Regions from separate parts of the Homo sapiens genome. Here all the other regions are linked to region 2. The links are chromatin contacts, found by Hi-C or POLR2A ChIA-PET in ENCODE. All regions are on one chromosome and are shown on one strand. The core of a region is the stretch at or near the end of the contact, and the rest is flanking DNA. Distances in the headings are between cores, read along the strand shown.

Evidence for each region. Hi-C counts contacts between places; a loop is a spot of excess contacts on that map. ChIA-PET counts read pairs that join two places held with the same protein, here RNA polymerase II (POLR2A). Pooled maps may share reads with other maps.
Region 1: a pooled map shows a loop between it and region 2 (5-fold over the local background). The contact joins two enhancer-like sites. A Hi-C loop is called at or near these places in 12 of 37 single-sample maps with no recorded cell type and 7 of 50 pooled maps. POLR2A ChIA-PET finds 5 or more read pairs at or near these places in 1 of 52 experiments (activated CD4-positive, alpha-beta T cell).
Region 3: a loop to region 2 is called in a map with no recorded cell type, with 4 times the contacts of the local background. The contact joins two enhancer-like sites. A Hi-C loop is called at or near these places in 2 of 37 single-sample maps with no recorded cell type and 3 of 50 pooled maps.

The regions. Positions count from the first base shown.
Region 1 is chr17:58,342,968-58,346,357 of GRCh38, reverse strand. SUPT4H1 (SPT4 homolog, DSIF elongation factor subunit) reads left to right here. Exons shown (of 5, transcript NM_003168.3): 5 at 45-1,180. The coding sequence ends at 112. The region is part of intron 3 of TSPOAP1-AS1 (TSPOAP1, SUPT4H1 and RNF43 antisense RNA 1); the gene reads right to left. Among named protein-coding and RNA genes, the nearest start is that of SUPT4H1, 7.5 kb to the left of the region's middle. RefSeq lists an enhancer at 1,611-2,140. Within about 2 kb of position 1,842, at least 9 of the 41 ENCODE cell types and tissues checked have a DNase peak (open chromatin) inside an H3K27ac peak, as active enhancers do.
Region 2 is chr17:57,457,628-57,461,498 of GRCh38, reverse strand. All of the region lies in intron 6 of MSI2 (musashi RNA binding protein 2), which reads right to left. Among named protein-coding and RNA genes, the nearest start is that of MSI2-AS1, 150 kb to the left of the region's middle. Within about 2 kb of position 1,883, at least 3 of the 41 ENCODE cell types and tissues checked have a DNase peak (open chromatin) inside an H3K27ac peak, as active enhancers do.
Region 3 is chr17:56,785,774-56,789,645 of GRCh38, reverse strand. No RefSeq gene overlaps it. Among named protein-coding and RNA genes, the nearest start is that of C17orf67, 46 kb to the left of the region's middle. RefSeq lists enhancers at 2,400-2,459, 1,958-3,157. Within about 2 kb of position 2,530, at least 5 of the 41 ENCODE cell types and tissues checked have a DNase peak (open chromatin) inside an H3K27ac peak, as active enhancers do.

The DNA.
Region 1 (3,390 bases), core at 593-3,092, 880 kb before region 2:
CTTCTGAATCTTACCTCACAGAACTGTTTCTTTTCCTGCTTCAGGAATCGTGCGGGAGCTGAAAAGTCGAGGAGTGGCCTACAAATCCAGAGACACAGCTATAAAGACCTAGCAAGATGCAAGGCTGCCAGCATCTTTGCTCTCCACCTCCTGCCTCTGCTTATTTCTTGTTCTGGAACTAAATGAACAGAACTTCAAATACTTCCTACCCTCCAATTCAGACTCAGCTGACTGTTGAGAGAGCAGCACATCATTTTATCATTTTATCTTCTTTGGACTACAGGTGGGGTGGGAGGGATTTGGGTTGGTGGATTAACAGATGGAATTGAGGAGAGAGTAGGATGCTGATTTTCCTACCCGTGGCCCAGGTCTGTGCCTTCCCCATGCCAAGGACTCTAGGTCAAATGTCAATAAATATGAACCTCGAGAAAGTTCTGAAGGCCATGACACCTGCCTTGCCTCCCTCTTCCATTCTCTTAGGCACAGTAATAGCTTATTTGCCCTATAAGAACCTTCCCAGAGCAGCAGAGGCCCTTCTACTCCCTCTTGACTGTCTCAGCCTCTGGGATTGCAGCCTTTGTAGTGTGCTTCCTTGCTTCCTATCGGAGGGTGCTGATCCAGAGGCTCAGTAACCCCATCAACTTGGTGGCCCTGGTGTCTCACACTTGTATCCTTCTGCCCTCGAGACCTGGCACAGCAGTATCCCTTGAAGAAATCCTGAGGCTTTGTAGAGTGCTCCTTGACCATGTTTAATAATTCTTCCCTCCCCTGCTTGTCTATTTTCTTCTCTTCACGGCTCTTCCTATACCTTAGGCCAGTCTCAAGCACTCACTGGAGACCCTTGGGCCTTGGGCGACCATTGAGTCCTAGTCTCCCTTGTTTGTGCCCCTGTAGGAGGTAGGTCCTTTTCTCCTCCGGCCTAGTAGGGGACCTTGGGTAACATCCCATTTTTCGGCCAAGGTGAGTTGTTTTAGGATAAAAAAATTTACCACAAATTCTCATTTAAATTTCCACAGAAATCCTGTTCGTATCCCCATTTTGATTTCCCTAAGTTCCTTGTTCTCCCTCTAAAAAGAGAATGATTGCACCCTGCCTGTTTACCTCAGGATTGTTGTGATTGTAGAAACGAAGCTATGTGAAAATTATATAAGTATTATAAAGGTGAAATACTTTTGCTCTCCTTTTTGGGCCATTTTTCAATACATAGAATATGTGCACAATCAGCCAAAATAGTAGGGGAAATGCTGAGAACCACAACTGCAGGGTGAGCTGTGCTGTGCTAGGGCAGAGCTGCCTGTGCTAGGGCTTTGTGTCTCAGCCACCTGGTGTTGCTCTTGAGTTGATTTTGCTTGTTACCTGTGGCCTGGAGAGTGTGGGAAGGAGGAGAGATGCGACCTGACTCTGATTAGTTTGTCTACTCCCCTTCCTTGTCCTCACATAGGCCTATGGGAGGGAAACTGGGACTGGCCGGGCTGCTCATGTCCACTATGGTCTTCAAACCAAAACCATTTTCTCTGGTGCCTTCAAGCTCTGAGGGAATGGTCAGATAACCCCAACTCCAAACTGAGTTTCTCAAGGATTTCCCCAGCCCAGCAAACAGAAAGCTCCGTGGGTGGTGATTTCTGTTCAATTTCAACCTGAAAGCAACCCTGCCAGGCTAGAGCTTACGTCCTGGATGGAAGAAGTGCGTTTCAGCAAGTGCCCAGGCTGTGCAGCCAACACCCAACTTTCACTAGCTTCTCAAAAAGTCCCTTGGAAAGCCCCAGCTGCTGTCCTGGGTGTCTGACCCGGACGTGGCTGCTTGGTGAGAATGGAAACAGTTGTGGGGAGGGGAGGCAAGAGGAGCTTGCACAAATAACCACATTCAGGCTGCCTCAGCCCTACACTGAACTGGGCCCTAACTGACAGTCTCACAGGAAGCAAAAGACATAGCATAGGCATTGATGCTTGTGGGGGAAGGGTGGCCTGTTTTCCTTCCTGGACTCTACAGACTGTGCCAAGTGGGCTCTCCCCGGGAGCTGCTGCTGAATTAGCTTTCTTGCTTTCTCTGGTACTTGAACATGCAGGTGGTGCCACTCAGCAACCCAGACAGGCAGAAAGGTGCTGGAGTCCCATCCTCTACTGGGAACCCAAAGAAACTAAGACAAGGACTTGGTTCACAGCTCCCTGGGAGTGGGCGGTCCTGGTACTGCTGCCCTGCTTTCCATGGCTATGAGGGCAGCCATGAGAGCTATGTCCTGCCCCATTGGCCCATTGTGTCTGTCAGAGTTTCAGTCCCGTCCTGGCTGCCGAAGTTCTGAGTGCATAGCATCTTAAGATCTCTCCTTGTCTTGCTCAGTAGTTTGGCTTCTCTCCTGAAGAGCAAGCCTCCTCCCTAGCTCAACAAGGACAGATGCAAGTCAGACAGAGACTAGGAATAGTAGCCAGGCTGCCTTCCCCTTGCCTGCCCTTGCCTCATTCCCTGCTTCCTCCCTGCCACATACTGTGGAATTAGGGTCTCCCAGAACACTGAGGAGCTCAGTGGCAGTGCATTGATAATGCAGCCTCCAGCTCAAGAAAGGACTGGTAGCTGATAGAGCAAGGGTCAGGATGGTCTGGTCTTGGAGGGGAGCAGTTTCACCAGGGTTGGGAACTGAGGCTTTGCTCTTGGTGTGGCTTCTGCCTTGTTACTCCTAGTCTGTCTGCAGCCTGCTACTTGATCCTCAGGTCCCCTCCCTGACATCTGGTCTCTATGAAAGAGGCAGGTAGGTCATGTTTAAGAACAGACTAATAATAACTTTGTCTGGAAGTCTGGTTCATGTTTAGTATCAGTAAAGCCTTTCATGTAAATATTTTTACAGTTGACAAAGGTGCTGGGTGCTGTGGCTCATGCCTCTAATCCCAGCACCTTGGGGAGGTCAAAGCGGGCAGATCACTTTGAACCCAGGAGTGTAAGACCAACCTGGGCAACATGGCAAAAGCCCATCTCTACAAAAAATTAGCTAGGCATGGTGGTGTACACCTGTAGTCCCAGCTACTTGGGAGGCTGAGGTGGGAGGATCCCTTGAGTCTGGGAGTTTGAGGCTGCAGTGAGCCGTGATGGCGCCACTGCACTCCAGCCTGGGGGACAGAGTGAGACCGTGTCTCAGAAAACAACAAAACAAACCCAAATACAGTTGACAAAGGGCTTTCATATCCAGTATCTCATTTGATTCTCACAGAAACCCTGGAACTAGTTAACATCCTTATTTGGTGATGAGGAGACTGAGACTCAAAGAGTTAAAGTGTCTTGACTGGGCACGGTGGCTTATGCCTGTAATCCCAGCACTTTGGGAGGCCAAGGTGGGTGGATCATGAGATCAGGAGTTCAAGACCAGCCTGGCCAAGATGGTGAAACCCCGTCTCTACTAA
Region 2 (3,871 bases), core at 634-3,133:
AGCAGCCCGGGCCCCAGAAGGAGAAATTTCCTACTTCCCTGCACATTCCCTCTGCTTCCCTTCATTCCAAGCCCCTCTGCCGAGGCTACCTCTTAGGAGGATTAATTTTTTAATACATCAGCACTCTGTTTTTCTGTACTTATTAAATTTAAGACAATGAGTCATTGAACCTGTGAGACTTGGGTTGACTAATTACCACTGAACAGCTGCCTAGGATGACCGTGTGGCCCTCGGGGAGCAGGCCAAATGCTGTCTGTGTGTGGAGCCCAGAGAAGAGTGGGTGACAACACTGCACCCATGTGATCTGTGCAGTCCACTCTGCGGCCGGGTCAAGGGCAGGGAGAAGCCGGCAGACCCCATGGGCACAAGCTCAAGTGTCATGAAGGGTGTTGCCAATGCCCACTCTTCAGAGGAAATGGGGCACTGAGACAAGGGGAGACTGCAGCCCCTGCCACAGGCCCATAGGACAATCAAATTTAACTTTCCACCAAAGCACCTACAAAGAGGGCTGCAGCCTCTGCAAGGAGGGATTCTGAGCATTGAGCATGGTGAGTGAGCACAGTATGGAAGACACACAGCTCCTGCCTCACGTCTCTCCTTTGGCCGGAAGAAATGCACCACCCAGAGCCTGCCACCCTCCTCAGAACACACTCTGCCATTTCAGTCAACCACGCTTTCTGCCTAGAAAGCTCCTCTCCCTTCTCGGCTCAATGGTGACCTCCCCTTGAAGGCTATAGAAGCCACAGCTCCCCTGCCTATGGATAAAGTACAAGTTTCCTAGCACCACTGGGACCTGCCCCTGCCCACCTCCACCCTACTGCCATGGTTCCTCGCCTCCCTTTGTTCCTTCTGGCATTGCAAACTGCTGTAGTTCTCCAAACACACAGGCGGGGTGCCTCATGTCCCATTAGTACTCTCCCCAGGTGAACCCATCCAGCTCCTCATGATTCCTCTGCCTTCTACCTGCTTTCATGGTGGCGTACATCAAATCTTTTTCTTTTCTTCTCTTTCTTTTTCCTTTTCTTTTCCACTTTCCCTCCCTACCTTCCTCCCCTCTTTCCTTCCAAAGACAGGATTTTGCCCATCAAATCTTTTTCTTTTCTTCTCTTTCTCTCTTTTTCCTTTCCTTTCCTTTTTCTCTTTCCCTCCCTAACTTCCTGCCTTCTTTCCTTCCCAAGACAGGGTTTGGCTCTGTCACCCGGGCTGGAGTGCAATGGTGCAACCACAGCTCACTGCAGCCTCATCCTCCCAAGCTCAAGTGATCCTCCTGCCTCAGCTTCCCAAGTAGCTGGGACTACAGGCATGTGTCACCACGCCCAACTGATTATTTATTTATTTATTTATTTATTTATTTATTTATTTATTTATTTGAGACAGAGTTCCGTTCTGTTGCCCAGGCTGGAGTGCAGTGGCATGATCTTGGCTCACTGCAACCTCCACCCCCCGGGTTCAGGCAATTCTCCTGTCTCAGCCTCCCGAGTAGCTGAGATTACAGGTGCCTGTCATCACGCCCAGCTAATTTTTACATTTTTAGTAGAGACGGGGTTTCACAATGTCGGCCAGGCTGGTCTCGAACTCCTGACCTCAGGTGATCTGCCCGCCTCAGCCTTCCAAAGTGCTGAGATTACAGGTGTGAGCCACCGTGCCCGGCTAATTTTTTAATTTTTTGTAGAGATGAAGTCTTGCTATGTTGCCCAGGCTGGTCTTGAATTCCTGGGCTCAAACAATCCTCCTGCCTCAGCCTCCTAAAGTGCTAGGATTAGAGGCGTGAGTCACCACCACACCCGGCCAAGCCATACTTTCGTTAAATGTTCTGCATGACTCTACCTTACCATGAGGCCATGAGTAAAGGCTGTGCCTCCTGTCTCCAGGACCTACCACTACTCAGATGCAACTGGTGCCTGAATAAACAAACACATGACAGTAGTGACTAAAAGCTGCTCTAATCAAACATCAGGGTTCCCATCTAACAAGTCTTCCTTTTCCTGGGAACCTCGGGACATTTATGGACCTGGAGCCAGAGGTCAAAAGTTCAGGGCCTCCTACCATTCTGATGTCAGAAGAGCAAAAGCCACAGCAGATGATTAAAATCTCTCCCTTCCTGTCTCCAGGCCGCGTGATGCCTTTTTCTAGAAAGTCCGACTGAGGACAATGCCCCCGTGCGGCATCCCATGTTCACCTCACCTTCTCTCACCTCATTCCTTTCCCACCCCTGCCCCCAAAACAAAGCAGGGAGCACTTCAGAAGAAAGTTGACAGTGACCCAAGTTTAACACAAAGGTAGTCATTACCATGTCATGAGGATGTGTGTGAGAAACACTTAGCCCAGGTTCCAAAACACCACAAATGGTTTACCTTTTGTGCCACATAAACACCCTAAACTCAAGTTTTACTCAACACTTATTAAATGGGAAGGAAAACATTAAAGAGCATTGGCCTGCCTCTGCCAAGCTCCCATCCATCCAGCTCTTACAAAGAGGGAGGCATTCTTCCGAGCGACGCAGCAAAACAACCACTGACGAGGTTGAGCTGAAGTTATTTGGTGGCAATTAAAAGGATCTGCCATAGTTACCCAAAGCAAACAACCCAACGCTCTCGCCAGGTGCCCAGCAACCGCGGAGCAGGGACAGGCAAGGGAATTCTCAAATTATCCTCCCACGGCCTGCACAGGGCACCCTCCCACCTGTGAACCAAGCCTGTGTCCCACCTGTATCCCACCTTGAACAAAGCCTGGTTCAAGACATGGTATCAGTAGCAATTAAGAGGGCAATTATTTTCTGGAGTTTATATGCTAACTGATCTGAGTTATGGGCCGAGCAGCTGGGCTTCTTGCTGATAACCCAGAGGCATGGAACACAGAGAGTATTAGAGCTGGAGAGGGGCTCTCCATCCATGTAGCCAGCAGTTCCCAGTCAGAGACTTTGTGCTCCTGAAGAAGATATCAGCAATGAGGCTGTCAGCTTCCAAAAGCCAACCAGAAATTGCACAGTGACCCAGAGTTCTTTCCTTCTGACTAAAGCATGGTAACACTGTGACCTAAATCTCTGATGGCCATTGAGAGATTAAAATATGTATACACACACATATATTAAAAATATGTGGCCGGGCACGGTGGCTCACGCCTATAATCCCAGCACTTTGGGAGGCCAAGGCGGGTGGATCACGAGGTCAAGAGATCGAGACCATCCTGGCTAACACAGTGAAACCCCGTCTCTACTAAAAATACAAAAAATTAGCCAGGCGTGGTGGTGGGCGCCCGTAGTCCCAGCTACTCGGGAGGCTGAGGCAAGAGAATGGCGTGATCCCGGGAGGCGGAGCTTGCAATGAGCCAAGATCGCGCCACTGCACTCCAGCCTGGGCGACAGAGCGAGACTCCATCTCCAAAAAAAAAAAAAAAAAAGGTATATATATGTCAGGCTAATATAGTTTATTAAAATATGTACTTATATATATGCAATATGGTATCTGATATCTATTTTTATATATGTATATGCCCAGTTGATAAAAATATATCTATCTGACTTCAATTTATTGAGTCAGAATTCATCTGACTTCTTAGTTTTATTTTATTTTATTTTATTTCTTCTTTTAAAGACGAGGTCTCACGTTGTCTCCTAGGCTGGAGTGCAGGAGCCCAATCATAACTCACTGCATTCTTGAACTCCTGGACTCAAGTGATCCTCCCACTTCAGCCACCTGAGTAGCTAAGACTACCGGCATACAGTACCATGCCTAGTTAATTTTATTTTATTTGATTTTATTTTATTTGTAGAGATAGAGTTTTGCTATGTTGCCCAGGCTGGTCTCAAACTCCTGGACTCAAGTGATCCTCCTGCCTCAGCCTCCCCAGCTGCTGGGATTATAGTCATGAA
Region 3 (3,872 bases), core at 1,281-3,780, 670 kb after region 2:
CACTTCTGCCCTAAACCTGATATTCTTATGCCTTGAATGAAGTAGTTTTCTAAACCGAGTTCCTTAAGGGATGAGGATGTGTCTTATTAAGACTCAACTGTACTCCTTACCTAGCTGGGATGTCATCTGAGCACAGGCACCTTCCATGGGCTCTGATATTTAGTGCTAGGAGTTGCCCAGGGTACATGGAACAAGGGTGGACAGAAGGCTCCCTTGTCCACCTCCCCACCTGCCTCTCAGAGTGGTTTACAAGAAGTAGGAGCTGAATCTGTGCATGTGGGACAGACTGCACAGGAACGAGACTAGCACGTCCCAAAAGAGAGAAGGAGGGAAGCAGAATTAAAAATAAATCAGACCCACAGGGAGCCAGGTTCCTGCATCCAGGTAGAGAAGGAAGGGCTTCCTTGAGGCTCTAAGGACCCTGGGTATGGCTCACATATCAGGGGCAAAAACTTCCTTTAAGAACAGAGAGGATTCTTCATCAGTCACATACAGCCTGGTTCTCAGCCTCCTCCCCTTGACACACAAAATGCATGTGTTTACCCAGAACACACTCTCCTGAGGCCCACAGATGACGGGGCTGAAGCGCAGCAATTCACAGTGAGCTTGCTGCAACTTCACACCCCATTTGCCCACCACCAAAGTTTCTCAGAAGGCAGGTGAGTGACAGGAATCTTCAAAGTGGTGGACAGCAGTAATTCATAATCCAGGCTTGGAGCCAGACTACCTGCATTCAAATTCTGGCTCCACCGACTAGCTGTGTGTCCTTGGGCAAGCTGATTAACCTCTTTGGGCCTGAGTTTCCTTACTGTAGAATGGGAATGATTACAGTTCTTAGTTCAAAATGCCATTGTGATAATTAGTTTATTGGGTAAGCTCTCCATGAAACTAGCTATTACTGTTTTTAAAATTCTTGGGCATTATTCTATTAATCAAGACAAATGGTCTGTCTCTGTCTCTCTCTATATTTTTTAAAAAACTATTATTTTGAGAAGAGGTGGAGAGTGTTTGGGAGACCTAGAGTCAAAAGGCCTCCCTACTTGAGAAAGGGTTGCTTTCTTTACAGTATTGCATCTTCCTATCTATGAACCTGGTCTATCTCTCCATTTACTTAGGCCATTTTTATGTCCATCATTAAAATTTTGTAATTTTCTTTGTAAAGATCATATATATGTTTTTAAAACAGCACTAATCCTAGATATATTATGGATCTTTATGAATTATAACTGGAATTTTCTTAAATTTACATTTTCTAGTTGGTTATTCTGGTATGTGTAGGAATAATATTGATTTTTATACGTTGTTCGTATCCAAAAACATCCCTCCTGGGAAGGTTCTATGGTGGAGCAGAAACAACTTTACCAAGAGTACCTCCAGTGGGGCAGCTCATAGGCTTCCGAGCTACTGGCAGAAGCATTCAGTCTTATTGACTAATACATGTGCTTCCTGAAACAGACAGAGACCATTGGCTCCTATGGTCTGGGTTTGGGGTCAGAAAAAATGGGCAGAAGGATTTCCAGAGGGAATTGCATTTCATATTTCATCTAACCAACACTGAGACCCTTGCAAAAAAGTGTGCTTATTCTTCCTAGAGGTTCAAAGAGAAATAAGATCCCAGTTCAAATGAACTTACTGTCTAGTGGTGGAGACAGATATATAAGCAGGTAGCTGCTCTATAGATCAGGGGTTGGTAAACTTTTTCTGTAAAGGGCCTGATAGCAAGTATTTTTATCTTGTGGGCCATGTCATCTCTGTCATACAACTACTTTGCTATTGTATTTGTAAAGCAGCCAAAGACAGTAAGTAAACAGACGGGCATGGCTACTATAGAGAGGGATAAGTAGGGGACAAGAATGGGGTAAATGGTGGACTGGAAAGAAACCTAGTTTTCGAGTAAGACAGATTCTAATTGCAATTTAACCTTCTGCTGAGTGCTGTGATTGGGTGAATCACTTAATTTCTCCAAGTCTACTGCTCCCCTATCTTTATATGGGATAGTCATATTGGTCTCTATGTTGCTGGGAGTATTAAATGGGACAACTGCTAACATTCTATTGAGCACTTGAAATGTACCAACCACCATGCTAATTCCTTCACTGTATTCATTTAATCTTCGCAATAATCCTGTGAGGTAGGTACAATTATTATCCCCATTTTACAGATGTGGGCTCTTGACGTTTCGTGATGGACCCAAAGTCATTAAGTCACAAAATTAGGAAGTGACTTGACCCAGAAGCCACAGTGTTAGCTCTGTGCTGTGCTTCTTCCTCAGGGCCCATAGAAAGTGTCCATCTCAGAGGCTGGCACACGTGAGCTGGCCAAAAAACATTGCAGTAGTTCCCCCATCTGTGGTTTCTCTTTCTGAGGTTTCAGTTACCCAAGGTCAACCACAGTCTGAAAACATTTAATGGAAAATTCCAGAAATAAACAATTCATCAGTTGTAAATTACGCACCGTCCTGAGTAACGTGATGAAATCTCACGCCATCCTGCTGCTTCCTGCCTGGGGCATGAATCACTCCTCTGTGTGTACTACCTGCCCTCTTAGTCAGTTAGTAGCTGGCTCAATTATCAGATTGACTGTCAGGTGGCATTATGGCAGTGCTTGTGTTCAAGGAACCCTTCTTTTACTTAATAATGCCCCCACATTGCAAGAGTAATGATGCTGGCAATTCAGATATGCCAAAGAGAAACCATAATGTGCTACCTTTAAGTGAAAAGGCGAAGGTTTTCAACTTAGTTTAGAAAAAAAAAACGTGTGCTGAGATTGCCAAGATCTGTGGTAAGAACAAATCTTCTATCTGAGAAATTGTGAAGAAGGAAAAATAAATTTGTGCTAGTTTTGCTGTTGCACCTTGAACTGCAAAAGTTAATGGCTACAGTGAAAAATGCTTCGTTAAGATGGAAAAGTTCTAAAACATGTGGGTGGAAGATGTGAACAGAAATGTGGTCGGCAATTGGGTTCAGTACTATGCTTGGTTTCAGACATCCACTGGGGGGTCCTGGCATTCCCCGTGGATAAGGGAGGTGGCTGTTGTTTGCTGGAGCAGTAGCTGAGAGGCACAGACAATTTCAGTGTACTGCATCTCCATGCCTAGCTCATTGCTCTGCGCATAGGTAGCACTCACTAATATTTATTTGTTGAGAGGTGAGTTCTTTCCATGTCCTGCCCCGCCCCACCCCAGCACCGAATTGCAAACATGGTACGATGATAACTCTTTCCCTGAGGCAGGGGGTTAGGGATGGCTCAAGACAAGGCATTACTGGAAGCTTACTTAGCAGGAGGGGTAAGAAGCCGTCTTCCAGGTGGAAAAGGGGAGGAAGGGCATTTCAGTCCGAAGGAAAAGCTCTTTGCAAAGGTGCACTTTTCTATACCACCTGGACTTTGTTCCAAACCCTTACTCCTCCTTCCTCTGGCAGCTTTCTGTCATGGACAGTGCTCTGATGCCAGATGCTGGCTGGCCTTGATTGCTTTTGGCTTCTGGACCTGGTTTCTTGGTTTGTTTGTTCTTTGCTTATTTATTCCCTATGTGTTAGGCACTGCACTAGGTACTGGAGACGACTCCTGAAACTCCCACTTAAACAGAGGCCAGTACGGAAGAACACATTGTATGCTGAATGTTAGGAAGGAGCAGTCAAGATGACCAGGTATGTGGCCATTGACAGGTACCCCACCCAGAGCTGCTTGTCAGGAAAGGCTCTAGGAAGAGGGGGTACCTTCAGTGATTTGTCAAGGAATTAGCTTGACAAAGGAGATGGAGGTGGGGATACAAGGCAGGGAAGGGTGGGGGTAGAAGGAGTGGCACAGGATGGAGGTGGAGAGAGTTGTTGCAGGCAGAGGCAGCAGCAAGTGCAAAGACCCTGAGGTGGGGA